3 separate regions of the Homo sapiens genome follow, and regions 2 and 3 are each linked to region 1. A link is an interaction called in ENCODE POLR2A ChIA-PET data of the cell type or tissue named here. Cell type or tissue: A673. All regions are shown on one strand.

The links. ChIA-PET counts read pairs that join two places held together with the same protein. Peaks named below come from ENCODE experiments on the same cell type or tissue, not always from the same donor. Only the 100,000 strongest peaks of a DNase experiment are listed, where the experiment ranks them.
Region 2: POLR2A ChIA-PET joins it to region 1 with 5 read pairs; 5 of 35 experiments call an interaction of 5 or more read pairs at or near these places.
Region 3: POLR2A ChIA-PET joins it to region 1 with 5 read pairs; 3 of 35 experiments call an interaction of 5 or more read pairs at or near these places.

Annotation. Positions count from the first base shown.
Region 1 is chr7:75,635,988-75,640,987 of GRCh38, forward strand. The region is part of intron 1 of HIP1 (huntingtin interacting protein 1); the gene reads right to left. Among named protein-coding and RNA genes, the nearest start is that of HIP1, 100 kb to the right of the region's middle. RefSeq lists a silencer at 3,381-3,480 and enhancers at 3,570-4,324, 4,325-5,000. In A673, no CTCF peak of the experiment used is centred here; DNase peaks (open chromatin) are centred at 2,954 and 3,504; H3K4me3 peaks cover 1,868 bases; H3K27ac peaks cover 1,290 bases.
Region 2 is chr7:75,699,900-75,704,899 of GRCh38, forward strand. The region is part of intron 1 of HIP1 (huntingtin interacting protein 1); the gene reads right to left. Among named protein-coding and RNA genes, the nearest start is that of HIP1, 37 kb to the right of the region's middle. In A673, no CTCF peak of the experiment used is centred here; no DNase peak of the experiment used is centred here.
Region 3 is chr7:75,819,930-75,824,929 of GRCh38, forward strand. It overlaps a transcript of CCL24 not described here. Among named protein-coding and RNA genes, the nearest start is that of CCL24, 8.6 kb to the left of the region's middle. RefSeq lists an enhancer at 3,642-4,142. In A673, no CTCF peak of the experiment used is centred here; no DNase peak of the experiment used is centred here.

The DNA of each region.
Region 1 (5,000 bases):
GCACTCCAGCCTGGGCAACAGAACAAGACCCTGTCTCAAAAAAAAAAAAAAAAAAAAAAAAAATCATGCAGAGGCCAGGTGTGGTGGCTCACGCCTGTAATTCTAGCACTTTGGGAGGCTGAGGTGGGTGGATTGCTTGGGCCCAGGAGTTTGAGACCAGCCTGGCCAACATGGTGAAACTCTGTCTCTACTAAAAATACAAAAATTAGCTGGGCATGGTAGTGCTGGGGGCGCGCGCCTGTAGTCCCAGCTACTAGGGAAGCTGAGGCACGAGAATCGCCTGAACCCGCGAGGCAGAGGGTGCAGTGAGCCGAGACTGCACCACTGCACTCCAGCCTGAGTGACACAGCGAGACTCTGTCTCAAAAAAAAAAAAAAAAATCACGCAGAATCAGGTAAACTATAATCTGCTTTTCCTCACTCTGCGTAAGCAGGAGAAACCTCCAAGGCTGACATTGGACTCTGTCAAGGATGTTCCTGAAAGGCTGCGTTTGAGGTCAAGCCTGCAGCCAAAGGCCCCCAGAGCGAGGACTTCAAACCAGAGATGGGAATTTAATGGCCAGAACAGAAAGTACTTTTGGCCTCTTGCAGGAATGAAAAGCAGACACCAATTCCCCAGGGTGGGTAAGGTTCTCCTTGCTACACAGGCACAGGTCTGTGCTCTTTACAAAGAGCTGCAGACGATTGTTTCTGGATTGGGCGCTTGGCTGCTCAATGATTAATGAGAATCTAATATCACTTTTGTTTGGACCCCAAGCTAAAAGAGGAAAGAGGCAATAGATGCACCTCCCCAGGGCTCAGAATTCTCCAGAGGTTTCCCAGTGCTTACGGGCCAGGGTCAGAATGCCTTGGTTGGCATTCAGGGACTTGCTGGTCTGGCCCCAAACAACCATCTCGATGTTTCCTGATTTCAAACCTCTGTACCAGCCAAATGTCTTCAGCCTCACCCAATGGACTCTGCCCATCCTCTTCCTGCGATTCTCCCAACAGGCAATGCCTACCCCACCCAACCTCCAAGGGCCAACTGAGGTCTTGGTCTTCCTTCTGAACTCTGCACTCCAGTCCCTTCTCAGACCCCCATGGTCCTCAAAGCTTTGGCCTTCTGATCCAGGCCTGTATTGATAGCTAACTGTTGAGTCGGCCTGTATCTCTCTGGATCCTTCACTTTCATGCTAAGGGCCTTGAGAAGCAGGGAGGGAGGCCTTCGATGATGTTTCTTTGTGTTCTTTACCCAGCACTTGCTATAGAAATTATGAGAATTAAATAAATGCTGTTGATTAATGAGGGATGGATGGACAGAGGTCCCTGAGTCCTATAAGCTTGTCCTTGCAGGCCAAGCTTTGCAGGGAACCTGGGTGCAGGGCTGGGAGGATGCTCAAGGGTGATTCGGTTTAGTGGCCATTGGACTAAAGTAGAGTTTCGAAGCTTCAGATCCCTCAACCTCCTAATCATAGCCCAGACAGATGAGTCTTCTGGTCTTGCTCAGACACCTCTAGGAAAGAACTACTGCTTAGTTTTCTACATCTCCACCCCCATAGCTGCAGAGAGGATTTTTTTTTTTTTTTTTTTTTTTTTTTGAGAGGGAGTTCTAATACATGCCCAAAGAAAGCGAGATTTCATGGCAGACAGACAAGGAATGCTGGTCCAACCTCTGGGCACTCACTGCCCAACCATGAACAGGTATTTCTCTCCAAATAAAGATAGGAACCCAAATAAAGACATGAAGCCCCTCAAGCAGCCCCCAACCCCAGGGGCAATGCTCAGTCAGTCTGAGACTGATGCAGGCCATAGAATAGGACTCTCCCCTGTCATCAGCCCCCATCCCATTGTCTCCTAGCCAAGACAGAGTGCCAAAGGCCAGGGCCGGGCAGAGAACCAACCTCCCTTGGTTGCCTCGAAAGGGCACCCTCTGGGGAAAAGTAATATAATTCTGAACAAGATAAACTCAAATTCTAGTACCTCCTCATCTCTATGGCAAGGGCAGACCCAGACCCCCCCCCCCCCCCCACACACACACATACACACACACACACACACACACACACACAGCCCACGACAGCTCCTTTCCTCGAAAGCCCTGATTGCCTCCCCCCTCCCAAGACCCGCCTGACACACAGGCCCTTGAGGGTTGCAAGGCTGGACGGTAGGGACAGTACCCTGGTCTAAACTCGGGGTCAGGGTGATTGAGATGGCAAGGGCACCCTTAAATCTCCATTCAGAGTGACAGCCAATCAAGACCCCTGGGAAAACCTGCAGTTTCCGGGCCTCCAGGTGCTCCCTGCGAACCCCCCTCCCATCAGAATCCCCCAAATCACATCCTGGTACCGGCTGAAGGCTGCTCCTTGGTCTCAATCAATAAGCAATGATTTCTTCAAGATCCTACTGTATTCGCGGTGGAGGTGGGGGTGGAGGGCTTCTCTGGGGGAGGGCACAGACCCCTCCAGAGGAGCCCATTTCTAAAGGAAAGGCGGAGTCATGCTTAGGAGGCGAAGGTGTTGGCTGCACCTCAGGCCCACTGAAGCTGGGGTTCCCAAGTGGCCAACCTAGAACCTTCCCCGTCTCTGCCAAGGGCTCCATTCCTGCCCCCTCACCTCCTAGGATGGTTGAAACCTGGCTTCTCACTGTCCTCCCAGCGCCACCTGTGCCTCCCTGCCCACGGGCTCAGCCCCACACATCTTCCATCGATCTCCTGTAGGTGTGCGGGCAGGGGGCTCCGGAGGGCACGGTACAAGCCCCTTCCGGCGGCGCTGCCCTCCCTCCCGTCCGGCAGGTCTCCCGAGGTGGGCGGCGAGCCCCGCAGCCCAGTCCCTGGAGTCCAGCGCGATCTCCCGGGCAGCCCGGCGGCGGCGCGGCGGGAAAGCCAGAGCCCATCCCGGCCGGCCAGCCGCCTCCAGAATCCTGGCCCGGCTCCCTCCTCCGGCACGCCTGGAGTTGGGGCCAACAGGCAGGATCAACAATCCAGAAACTTTCAATGGATCGCGCCGGCTAGGAGGGGGAGAAGGGAGGGCGCCAGGGCTGGGGGTGTGGGGAGGGGGCTCGGGGCAAAGCCCCTGCTCACACTTACCATCTTGCTCACATCCATGACCGAGGCTGCGGGGCACCCCCCCACCCCTGGAGATCCCGCTTCCCCCAAAGCTGCTCCCGGCTAATCGCGCCCCGAGGGTGCCATGCTGCGGGGAGGGCGGCCGGCAGGGCCCCCGCGGACCGGGGCAGGCGGCGGCGGCGGCGGCGGCACCAAGGCTGGACCGGAGAAAGGAAGGGGAGGGGGAGGGGAGGCGGCGAGGGGGAGGGGGAGGGGGGCGGGCGCGGAGCCGCAGCGCGCGCCGGGGGCGGGGGAGGCGCGGCCCCGCCGGCAGAGACCGGCGCGCCCGAGCCCCCGGGGACCGGGAAATCCCGGAATCAGCTGGCGGGGGCGCGAGGGGAGACCGGGAGGCGGGTTCCCGGGCCAGATCCCGCGGCCCCCGGGCTCGCACGGCGAGGATGTGATTTGAATAACAAAAGGTGGCTTCTCCCCAGAGTTCCCGGTGGCGGGGATCGCCGATCCCGGAGCGAGAGGCCGCCGGCCCGCCAGGAAGCGTGTGTGTGTGTGTGTGTGTGTGTGTGTGTGCGCCCGCGTGTGTGTGCAGGCGTGCGTGTGCATGCATGCGTGTGTTTTGGTGGTGGGATCAGTGGGACTCAGGAAGTGAGCAGGGGAGGTGGTGAAAAAGGAGGGACAGATGGGGGGCGCAGGAGGCCGACATTCCAGTGGGGGCAGGGGGTCCGCTCGGCCCCTCCCCACTTGGCTTCCCTGGACAAAGGGGGAATTCACGGCCAGTTGTTTGCCTCCTGCGGCTAATCTGGAGGGGCCTCCCGAATGAGACTGGGGTCTCCAAACAGATGGGCAATTGGGAGGAAGTGGAACAGGTATCCCCAGGAAGGCTCTGAGCGTCCCCCTCCCACGTGAGCCACAGCCAGCCCTTCCTGGAGTGAGGGAAATTGGCTCCGTGGTTCCTAAATGATGTCTGCCCTGAGCTGGGAGCTCCTTTCTCTCAAGCCAGAATCCCGATGTCCCTTTCCTTATTCGATGCCGAAATGCAAGGCAGACATTCCCCTCTGCAGTAGACACAGCTGGTGGCCTCAAAAGGTCTCCTGGCAAATGCTCCTTTGGGGCAAGTTCTCCGGAAAAAGCCTGGCCATTCAAGCCTATAGTTTCAACACAGTCTGTCCCCCCAAAATCAGATGGCAGTAAAGTTTTGGATGCAGCAGGGACCTGAGAGTCCACCTAGATCAACCCCACTTTATACGGAGAGGAAACTGAGATCCAGAGAGGGAGAGGGAGGTGCCCCAGGTCACACACCCGGCAGGGACTGGGGAGCAGGGCAGACTTCAGTAAGGACCATCCAGCCCAAGCCCAGAAGGGCTTCCCATGCTGCCACGGGGCAACCATGAAGTTAGGGCTTTTAAAATAATGAACAGGTGGGCCTGGCTCCCGGCGGGCTCACGCCTGTAATCCCAGCACTTTAGGCCTGTAATCCCAGCACTTTGGGAGGCTGAGGCAGGCAGATTGCTTGAGGCCAGGAGTTCAAGACCAGCCTGGCCAAAATGACGAAACTCCCGTCTCTACTAAAAATACAAAAATTAGCCGGGTGGGGTGGTGTGCGCCTATAATCCCAGCTACTCGGGAGGCTGAGGCAGGAGAATCGCTTGAACCTGGGAGGCAGAGGTTGCAATGAGCCAAGATCACACCACTGTGCTCCAGCCTGGATGACAGAAGGAGACTCCATCTCAATAATAATAATAATAATAATAATAATAATAATAAATAATGAACAGGTGATGGGATCCAGAACAGCTGCGAGGCCGACCTCTGCACCCACATGAAGGGACCCACATGAAGGGGCCCTGAGGAGAAGGCATCTCCTATCATGGCCCCAGGACCTGCTGGGCTTGCCCTATCACAGCCCCTTCCTGTCAAAGCTGAGTTCTTATCGATGAAATTGGGACTCTATCTGCCTGCCTCCT
Region 2 (5,000 bases), 64 kb after region 1:
GAGTGCAGTGGCACAATCTCGGCTCACTGCAACCTCCACCTCCCAGGCTCAAGCGATCCTCCTGCCTCAGCTTCCCTAGTAGCTGGGATTACAGGTGCGCACCACTACACCTGGCTAATATTTGTATTTTTAGTAGAGATAGGGTTTTGCCATGCTGGCCAGGCTGGTCTCGAACTCCTGGCCTCAAGTGATCCGCCCGCATCGGCCTCTCAAAGTGTTGGGATTACAAGCATGAGCCACCGTGCCTGGCCGGCACCGAGTTCTTGAATAAACAGCTTGAGACAGTTCATGCTGGCTTCCTGGGCTCATCCCACCCTTTTCACATCCTCTGCTACTGTGGTTATGAAAGTGACTGCGGTGACCATGAGCCCGTCAGCTCTTCCTGGGGTCCAAGAGCAACTCGAACCCAGCAATCAAGCCAGGTTCAGCCCTGACTTGTGGCGCCTGGCCCTGTAGGCACTTGGGAAACCTTTTCTGTGGCATGAAGGGCACTGTTGAGGGCAGACTGACATTCCAGCTAACCTGCTCACCCAGAACCCTGATGGGCCTTTGCAGAGAAAGCAGAAGAAGATGACAGGTCTCCTGTCCTCAAGGGACCAAGCAGAGTCTCCATGAGGGTGGGATCTGTTTTTTCACACCTGGTACTTACAGTGAGTCCTGAAAAACATATTTGCTGGTTAACTGACATGGAGCTTACCATCTACAGTCACTCAAAACACAGCCACGGCAGAGACAAAAGACAACACCTGAGGAAAACCAACGAGAAGGGGACAGAAACGTCTCCTGGGGTTACAGTGACCAGGTGAACACTTTTTTTTTTTTTTGAGACGGAGTCTTGCTCTGTCGCCCAGGCTGGAGTGCAGTGGCGCGATCTCGGCTCACTGCAAACTCCGCCTCCCGGGTTCACGCCATTCTCCTGCCTCAGCCTCTTGAGTAGCTGGGACTACAGGCACCCGCCACCACACCCGGCTAATTTTTTGTATTTTTAGTAGAGACGGGGTTTCACCGTGTTAGCCAGGATGGTCTCGATCTCCTGACCTCGTGATCCGCCCGTCTCGGCCTCCTAAAGTGCTGGGACTACAGGCGTGAGCCACCACACCCGGCCCCTGACCCGGTGAAAACTTTTAACCCCTAAACAAGAATGACTGCTGTAGCCTCTCCGGATGGGATGAGAATATTCACATTTCATTCTCATAAAAATGCTACCAAGGTCAGGCACAGTGGCACATGCTACCTGTAATCCTGGCACTTTGGAAGGCTGAGTTGGGCAGATCACTTGAGGTCAGGAGTTCCAGACCAGCCTGGCCAACATGATGAAACCCTGTCTCTACCAAAAATACAAAATTTAGCCAAGTGTGGTGATGCCCACCTTTAATCTCAGCCACCTTAACGGCTGAGGCAGGAGAATCGCTTGAACCTCGGAGGCAGAGGTTGCAGTGAGCTGAGATCCTGCCACTGCACTCCAGCCTGGGCAACAGAGCAAGACTCTGTCTCAAAAACAAAACAAACAAACAAAAACACTACCAAATGCCAGTCTGGTGACTCAGGCCTGTAATCCCAGCACTTTGGGAGGCTGAGGCAGGAGGATCACTTGAAGCCAGGAGTTCAAAACTGACCTGGGCAACATAGTGAGACCCATATCTATTTTAAAAAATGTTTTTTAAATTAAGCTGGGCATGGTGGAGCATGCCTGTAGTCCCAGCTACTCAGGAGGCTAAGACAGGAGGATCACTTGAGGCCAGGAGTTTGAGATCAGACTGGGCAACAGAGCAAGACTCTGTCTCTACTAAAAATAATTAAAGAATTAGCTTGGCCTGGTGGTGCACACCTGTAGTCCTAGCTAATCAGGAGGTTGAGGTGGGAGGACTGTTTGAGCCCAGGAGGTTGAGGCTGCAGTGAGCTATGATCACACCACTGCACTCCTGGCTGGGTGACAAAGTGAGACCCTATTGCAACAACAATAACAACAGGACACAGAAAATCCTAAACTCTGCCAGGTATGGCTGTCCTCACTTTATTATTTATTTATTTATTATTTATATATTTTTTGGACAGAGTCTCGCTCTGTCGCCCAGGCTGGAGTGCAGTGGTGTGATCTTGGCTCACTGCCACCTCTGCCTCCCGGGTTCAAGCGATTCTCCTGTCTCACCCTCCCAAGTAGCTGGGACTACAGGTGCCTGCCACCATACCCAGCTAATTTTTGTATTTTTTTCTTTCTTTTTTTTTTTTGAGATGGAGTCTCACTCTATTGCCCAGGCTGGAATGCAATGGCACGATCTTGGCTCACTGCAACCTCTGCCTTCGGAGTTCAAGCGATTCTCCTGCCTCAGCCTCCCGAGTAGCTGGGATTACAGACACGCACCACCACATCTGGCAAATTTTTGTATTTTTGTAGAAATGGGGTTTCACCATGTTGGCCAGGCTGGTCTTGAACTCCTGACCCCATGATCTGCCTGCCTCGGCCTCCCAAATTGCTGGGATTACAGGCGTGAGCCACCGCACCCGGCCTAATTTTTGTATTTTTAGTAGAGACAGGGTTTCACCACGTTGGCCAGGCTGGCCTTGAACTCCTGAACTCAAGTGATCCACCTGCCTTGGCCTCCCAAAGTGCTGGGATTACAGGCATGAGCCACTGTGCCTGGCAAGGCTGGGTAATTTATAAAGAAAAGTGGTTTATTTGGCTTATGGCACTGCAGGTTGCACAAGAAGCATGGTGCCTGCATCTGCCTCTGAAAGGATCTCAGGCTTGCTTCCGCTCATGGCTGAAGGGGAAGGGGACCTGGTGTTCATATGGATCCCATGGTTACAGAGAAGGAGGAAAGACACTGCACTCCAGCCTGGGCGCCAGAGTGAGACTCATCCTGCCTCACAAAAAAAAGAGAGAGAGGAGCAAACAGAGCGAGGGAAGGTGCCAGGTTCTTTTTAACAGCCAGCTATCAAGGAAATTTATAGAACAACAACTCACTCATCCCCACCCCGCAGGGATGGCATTAACCTATTCATGAGGTATCTGCCCCCAAGATGCAAAATACCTCCCATTAGGCCCCCATCTCCAACACTGGTGATCAGATTTCAACATAAGGTTTGAAGGAGGTCAAACATCCAAACTGTAGCGGGAATTAAGACTTCTGGTAGAGAAAAAAATTGAAAAATATTATTAACATAAAGGGCCGGGTGAGGTGGCTCACGCCTGTAATCCGAACACACTGGGAGGCCGAGGCAGGTAGATCACTTGAAGTCAGGGGTCAAGACCAGCCTGGCCAACATGGCGAAACCCATCTCTACTAAAAATAGAAAAATTAGCCAGACATGGTGGTGCATGCTTGTAATCCCAGCTACTTGGGAGGCTGAGGTGGGAGGACAGCCTGAACCCAGGAGGCGGAGGTTGCAGTGAGCCGAGATCATGCCACTGCACTCCAGCCTGGGCAACAGAGCAAGACTCCGTCTCAAAAATAAAAAAAAGCCCAGGTGCGGTGGTTCATGCCTGTAATCCCAGCACTTCGGGAAGCCGAGGCAGGCAGATCACCCGAGGTCGGGAGTTCGAGACCAGCCTGACTAACATGGAGAAACCCTATCTCTACTAAAAATACAAAATCAGCTGGGTGTGGTGGCACATGCCTGTAATCCCAGCTACTCAGGAGGCTGAGGCAAGAGAATTGCTTGAACCTGGGAGGCGGAGACAACAAGAGCGAAACTCCGTCTCAAAAAAAAAAACAAAACAAAACAACACACACAAAACAAACAAACAAAAAAGCCAAATATATAGATGAGCTTGGAAGTACCTCCAAGTACCAGAAGGCCATACTATTCATCTACAATGCAGCTGGAGAGGTCTTTAAAAATAAAACAAAACATAAAGTAGATCGATCATTTCACATCCTACTAAAAACCTTCCAGTGGCTTCCTAATTGCAAATCAAAGCCACATGCTATGGGATAAACAAATCAGCTCTAAAGGACCAAAGTTGAGACCACTGACTGTGTGTGCCTCAGGGGTCTGGAACTGAGCTCCTGGCCAGAGCTGCCGACCCGAAGCCTTTGGTGAAGAGTCTAGGGAAAAGCCAGGGCCCCGGGCCTGGGCTGCATAGGTGTGCCAAGTTCCCCCAAGACTCATGCAGCATGGAAGCCCTGCCCTGGGAACCAGTGAACCTGGTAAGAACTTAGCAGAGACAACCATAAAATTGTCCCAAGAAATACCTCCATAAGTCAAGACACATGCAGGACCCCACAGAATATAAGCTCCACCAAAGATGATCTCACAGACAACAATGACAAAACAAATAGTCTTACACCAGTTCTAGTGGTAGTTCTTACATAACAGCCTTTTATTTTATTTTGTTTTATTTATTTATTTATTTATTTTTGAGACAGAGTTTCGCTCTTGTTGCCCAGGCTGGAGTGCAATGGCGTGATCACGGTTCACTGCAACCTCCGCCTCCCGGTTCAAGCGATTCTCCTGCCTCAGCCTCCCGAGTAGCTGGGATTACAGGCGCCCAGCACCACGCCTGGCTAATTTTGTATTCTTAGTAGAGATAGGGTTTCTTCATGTTGGTCAGGCTGGTCTCGAACTCCTGACCTCAGGTGATCCGCCTGCCTTGGCCTCCCAAAGTGCTGGGATTACAGGCATGAGCCACTGCACCCAGCCTACATAACAGCTTAATCAACTGTTTCTTGTTGTTGTTGTTGTTTGTTTGTTTGAGACGGAGTCTCACTCTGTTGCTCAGGCTGGAGTGCAGTACAGTGGCCTGATCTCGACTCACTGCAACCTCCACCTCCCAGGTTCAAGCGATCCTCCCGTCTCAGTAGCTGGAATTACAGGCACCCGCCATCATGCCCGGCTAATTTTTGTATTTCTGTAGAGATGGGCTTTCACCATGTTGCCCAGGCTGGTCTTGAACTCCTGACCTCAGGTGAACTGCCTGCCTCAGCCTCCCAAAGTGCTGGGATTACAGGCATGAGCCACTGCACCTGGCCAACTATGTGGATAATGCAAATTCTCCA
Region 3 (5,000 bases), 180 kb after region 1:
GCGGGGAGGATGAGGCCACTTTTTACCCATGATCTCATGTGATTCTAGAATCCTAGAAAGTTACGGATGTAAGGGCTTTTAGTAAACTACTTCTTCTTCTTCTTCTTCTTCTTCTTCTTCTTCTTCTTCTTCTTCTTCTTCTTCTTCTTCTTCTTCTTCCTCTTCTTCTTCTTCTTCCTTCTTCTTCTTCTTCTTCTTCTTCTCCTCCTCCTCCTCCTCCTCCTTCTCCTTCTCCTTCTCCTTCTCCTTCTCCTTCTCCTTCTCCTTCTTTTTTTGAGATGGAATCTTGCTTTGTCGTCCAGGCAACAGCACAATCTCGGCTCACTGCAACCTCCAACTCCCTGGTTCAGGCAATTCTCCTGCCTCTGCCTCCCGAGTAGCTGGGATTACAGGCGCACGCCACCACACCCAGCTAATTTTTTTGTACTTTTAGTGGAGGCGGGGTTCCACCATGTTGGCCAGACTGGTCTCGAACTCCTGGCCTCAGGTGATCTGCCAGCCTTGGCCTCCCAAAGTGCTGGGATAACAGGCATGAGCCACCTCGCCTGGCAGTGCACATGCAAGTCTTCACCATCTAGCAGGAACCAGACCCTTAAGCTAGAGGAACTCAGCCCCAAGGGAGGTGTTTCAGGTATCCATCCATCCACCTACCCATTAATTCATCTACTCACTCATCCATCCATCCATCCATCCACCCACCCACCCACCCATCTACCCACTCATCCACCCATCTATCCATCATCCATCCATCCATCCACTTATTCATCCATCCACCCTTCATCCATCTACCCATCCACCCATCCACCTACCCACCCATGCATCCACCCCTCCACCCATCCATCCATTCACCCACCCATCTACTCATCTATCCATCCATCCATTCACTAATCCATCCATCCATCCATCCATCCATCCATCCCTCCACCCATCTATCTATCCATCCACTCATCTATCCATCCATCCATTCATTAATCCATCCATCTATCCATCAATTCATCCATCCATCCATCCATCCATCCATCCATCCATCCATCCCTCATCGAACCCTGCTATATACCAGGTGCCCCATCCCAGGCATACCAAGAAAAACTATATACAGGTGTTGCCTTGGGGAACTCTCACACTAGCCTTGAGAGACAGAGGCAATTATGACACAGGTGATAAGTGTCCAGATGGAGGAGGTCTACCGAGGCCACAGTGGAGAGCAGAAGTCATAGAAAACTTCCTGAAGGAGGTGCCCCTTGTGCTGAGTTAGGCTGACCAAGGGGAGTTGGGCTTGACAGGGAGGAAACTGGGCAGAGAAGGGTATTTCAAGCCCTGGAAGCCACAGAGATGAAGTCAAAGCAGAGGGGTGACTTGGCCAGGTTGGAGCCTTAAAGAAATCACTCTGGCTGCAGTAAGTCATGTGGCAGAACTGGTGGGAAGCCTGTGGTAGGGAATCTAGGATGGAGAGGTGGAGGAAGTTAGGATGGAAAAAAGAGGATGGATTTGAGGATTACTCAGGATTCCATTTGCTGAGCTCTGATGCCATATGGTTGAGGAAAAGGAAGGATTGTCTAGGATAACACTTGGGTTTCAAACTTGAGTGCATGTGTTGGGGGGACCATTCATGGATAAAAACAGTCTGCAGGGGCTGTGGGGCTTCCAGGGGTTCTGGTAGATGCCCGAGGCAGGCAGGGCAGGTAGGGAGAGGTCTGGATGTCCAATAAATTATCAGAACAAGGGAGGGGCTCAAGGCTGTAATCCCAACACTTTGGGAGGCCAAGGCGGGTGGATCACCTGAGGTCAGGAGTTTGAGACCAGCCTGATCAACATGGAGAAACCCCGTCTCTACTAAAAATACAAAAAATTAGCCGGGCGTAGTGGCGGGCGCCTGTAGTCCCAGCTACTTGGGAGGCTGAGGCAGGAGAATGGCGTGAACCCGGGAGGCGGAGCTTGCAGTGAGCCGAGATCCCGCCACTGCACTCCAGCCTGGGCGACAGAGCGAGACTCCGTCTCAAAAAAAAAAAAAAAGAAAACAAAATTAGCCAGGTGTGGTGGCACAAGCCTGTAATCCCAGCTACTCCGGAGGCTGAGGCAGGAGAATAGCTTAAACCCGGGAGGCAGAGATTGCGGTGAGCCAAGATCGCACCATTGCACTCTAGCCTGGGTGACAGAGCCAGACTCCATCTCAAAAAAAAAAGAAAAAAAATCAGAACAAGAAGAACCTTTGGAGTCTCACCTGTCCCGACACTTTGTGGCTGGGAACTGGAAGCCCAGGGAGATTAGACAGCCTCAACTGCCCCACCCAGCTCAAGACACAGTGTAGTACCATGGGGAGGGCATGGCCCTAGAGGTAGACACTCCTGGGTTTGAGCCTCGTCCCAACCATATGCTCACTTGGTGGCCCAGGCAAGGTGTTTAGCCTCTGTGAAGCTTAATTCATTTACTAAAAGATGGGTGTGTGACTGTGCACCTCCCAGGATGGTGGAGGGAGTAGGCCTCAAGCTTCAGTGAGGGACTCCATGAAACGCCACCAGACCAGCATCCCTTCAGCTGTTCCCCTAAAGCCCTACATGGCTCCTCTGAACTCATCTTATCCTCTTATTGTCCCCATGTCACCAGTAAGGAAACTGAGGTTCAGGCTGGGCATGGTGACTCACGCCTGTGATCCCAGCACTTTGGGTGGCCTAGGCGGTGGATCACCAGGGGTCAGTTCGAGACCAGCCTGGCCAACATGGTGAAACCCATCTCTACTAAAAATACAAAATTTAGCCAGGCGTGGTGGCAGGTGCCTGTAATCCCAGCTACTCAGGAGGTTGAGGCATGAGAATTGCTTGAATCCAGGAGGCGGAGGTTGCAGTGAGCCGAGATTGTGCCACTGCACTTCAGCCTGGGTGACAGAGCAAGACTCAATCTCCAAAAAGAAAAAAAAGAAAAGAAAACTGAGGTTTAGAGAGTTAAATGACTTGCTCAAGACTCCTAAGCCACGATGGGGCAGAACTCGTCCTACATCTTCCTGGGAAGGAACCTATGCCCTTGTCATGGTGCCAGGCAGCATGCTCCGCTGAGTGGCACCAATGCCACCACACCGAGTTCACTTTCCGAGCTGCTCTCCGATCCACCCCTTACTTTAGACTCTCACGGCCACCAGCTTTGCACAGCCTCCATCAATTCTTTCTTGCATTCTTGTCCCAGCCTCCTAAAGGAAGCGGGTAGACATCTGGGGTGTGATGCAGGGGGGAGAGGGCAGTGGGGTGCCAGGATGAATGGGCACTGTGGTGGGGAGTGCAAGGGGCTAGACTCAGGCATGCAGACTGGGGGTGTCACTGCTTCCTGGGATATCCTGCTTCCTCGATACCAAACACACACACACAAAGTCCCAGAATACTGGGCACAGGGGAGCCACTTACCCGGAGGTAACAGGGTGACAGCCTTGGTGCCAAGTGCAGAGCAGAAATGATTTCCTCTGACTCACCAGATCTGGGATGGCAGGAAGAATGGGACGAGAGGAGGGGCACCTGGGGAGGGAAGGGCGCCTCCCCTGCATCTCGCCTGGCTTGGCTGGGAAATTCAGGAGTCCAAGGTTTACAAGGACTTCTGAGAGGTTGGCTTTGTGGCAACAGGCAGGCCCTGATGGGGGCCCATGTGCAGGGTGGGTGGTGGTCCCCATCAGAAGAGCACAGTGAGCCCATTGTCAGACAGACTTCTGTCCACACGGACAGACTTCTGCCCTGGAAAGGGTGTGGTCCCAGACGGGGCTGGGGAGGAAAACAGGTGGCAGCTATGGAGTGCCTTACCCTTTCATCTCCAGATGGGAGGGCTTTCAACAGCTCAACAGGGACGGGAACAGGAGGCACATATAGCAGCTGAAGCCCAGGGCACTGCCAACCAGCCAGCCTAGCATGGATGGTAAACGGGGATGCTGCAGATCAAAGAGGCCAAGAGGATCTTTTTTTTCTTTTTTTCTGGTGGGGGGTGGGTGCAGAGGGAAGGGAGACAGAGTCTTGCTCTGTTGCCCAGGCTGGAGTGCAGTGGTGCAATCTCGGCTCACTGCAACCTCTGCCTCCCAGGTTCAAGCGATTCTCCTGCCTCAGCCTCCTGAGTAACTGGGATTACAGGCACCCACCATCATGCCCAGCTAATTTTTTGCATATTTACTAGAGATGGGGTTTCACCATGTTGGCCAGGGTGATCTCAAAACTCCCGACCACAGGTGATCCACCTGCCTTGGCCTCCCAAAGTGCTGGGATTACATGTGTGAGCCACCATGCCCAGCTGAGAGGATCTTTTTGTACATCTGTGTCACAGCTGCCTCTTAGATGTTAAAGGCCTAAGGAGAAGGAAGCAGGTAAAGCTGTCCAGAGACAGATCTGATCACCTTGGATGACAGTGAGAGCCCCACCAAGGGAGGTAAGCAAGCACCCTGTGGCAGATCTCCAGGTAGGAAATTGAAGTCTCAGATGAGGGAGCTCCATTCGGCCAAGGCATTCTGGGATCCAGTGAAGGACGTGTTTCAGACTTCATGTTATAAGATCTCAGAGTCCACTGGAAAAACCAACACAGAAATAATTAGAGCCCAAGTATAGTGGTTCATGCCTGTAATCTCAGCACTTTGGGAGGGTCACTTGAGCCCAGAAGTTCAAGGCCAGCCTGAGCAACATGGTAAGACCACGTCTCTACAAAAAATGTTTAAAATTAGCCAGGTGCACTCCTGACCCCAAGCGATCCGCCCGCCTTGGCCTCCCAAAGTGCTGAGATTACAAGTGTGAACCAGAGTACGAGACCAGCCTGGCCAACACGGTGAAACCCCATCTCTAATGAAAATACAAAAATTAGCCGGGTGTAGTGGTGGGCACCTGTAATCTCAGCTACTCAGGAGGCTGAGGCAGGATAATTGCTTGAACGCGGGAGGCAGAGGTTGCAGTGAGCTGGGATCGCACCACTGCACTCCAACCTGGGTGACAGAAAGAGACTCCATCTAAAAAATAAAAATAAAAAAATAAAAAATAACCAGGTGC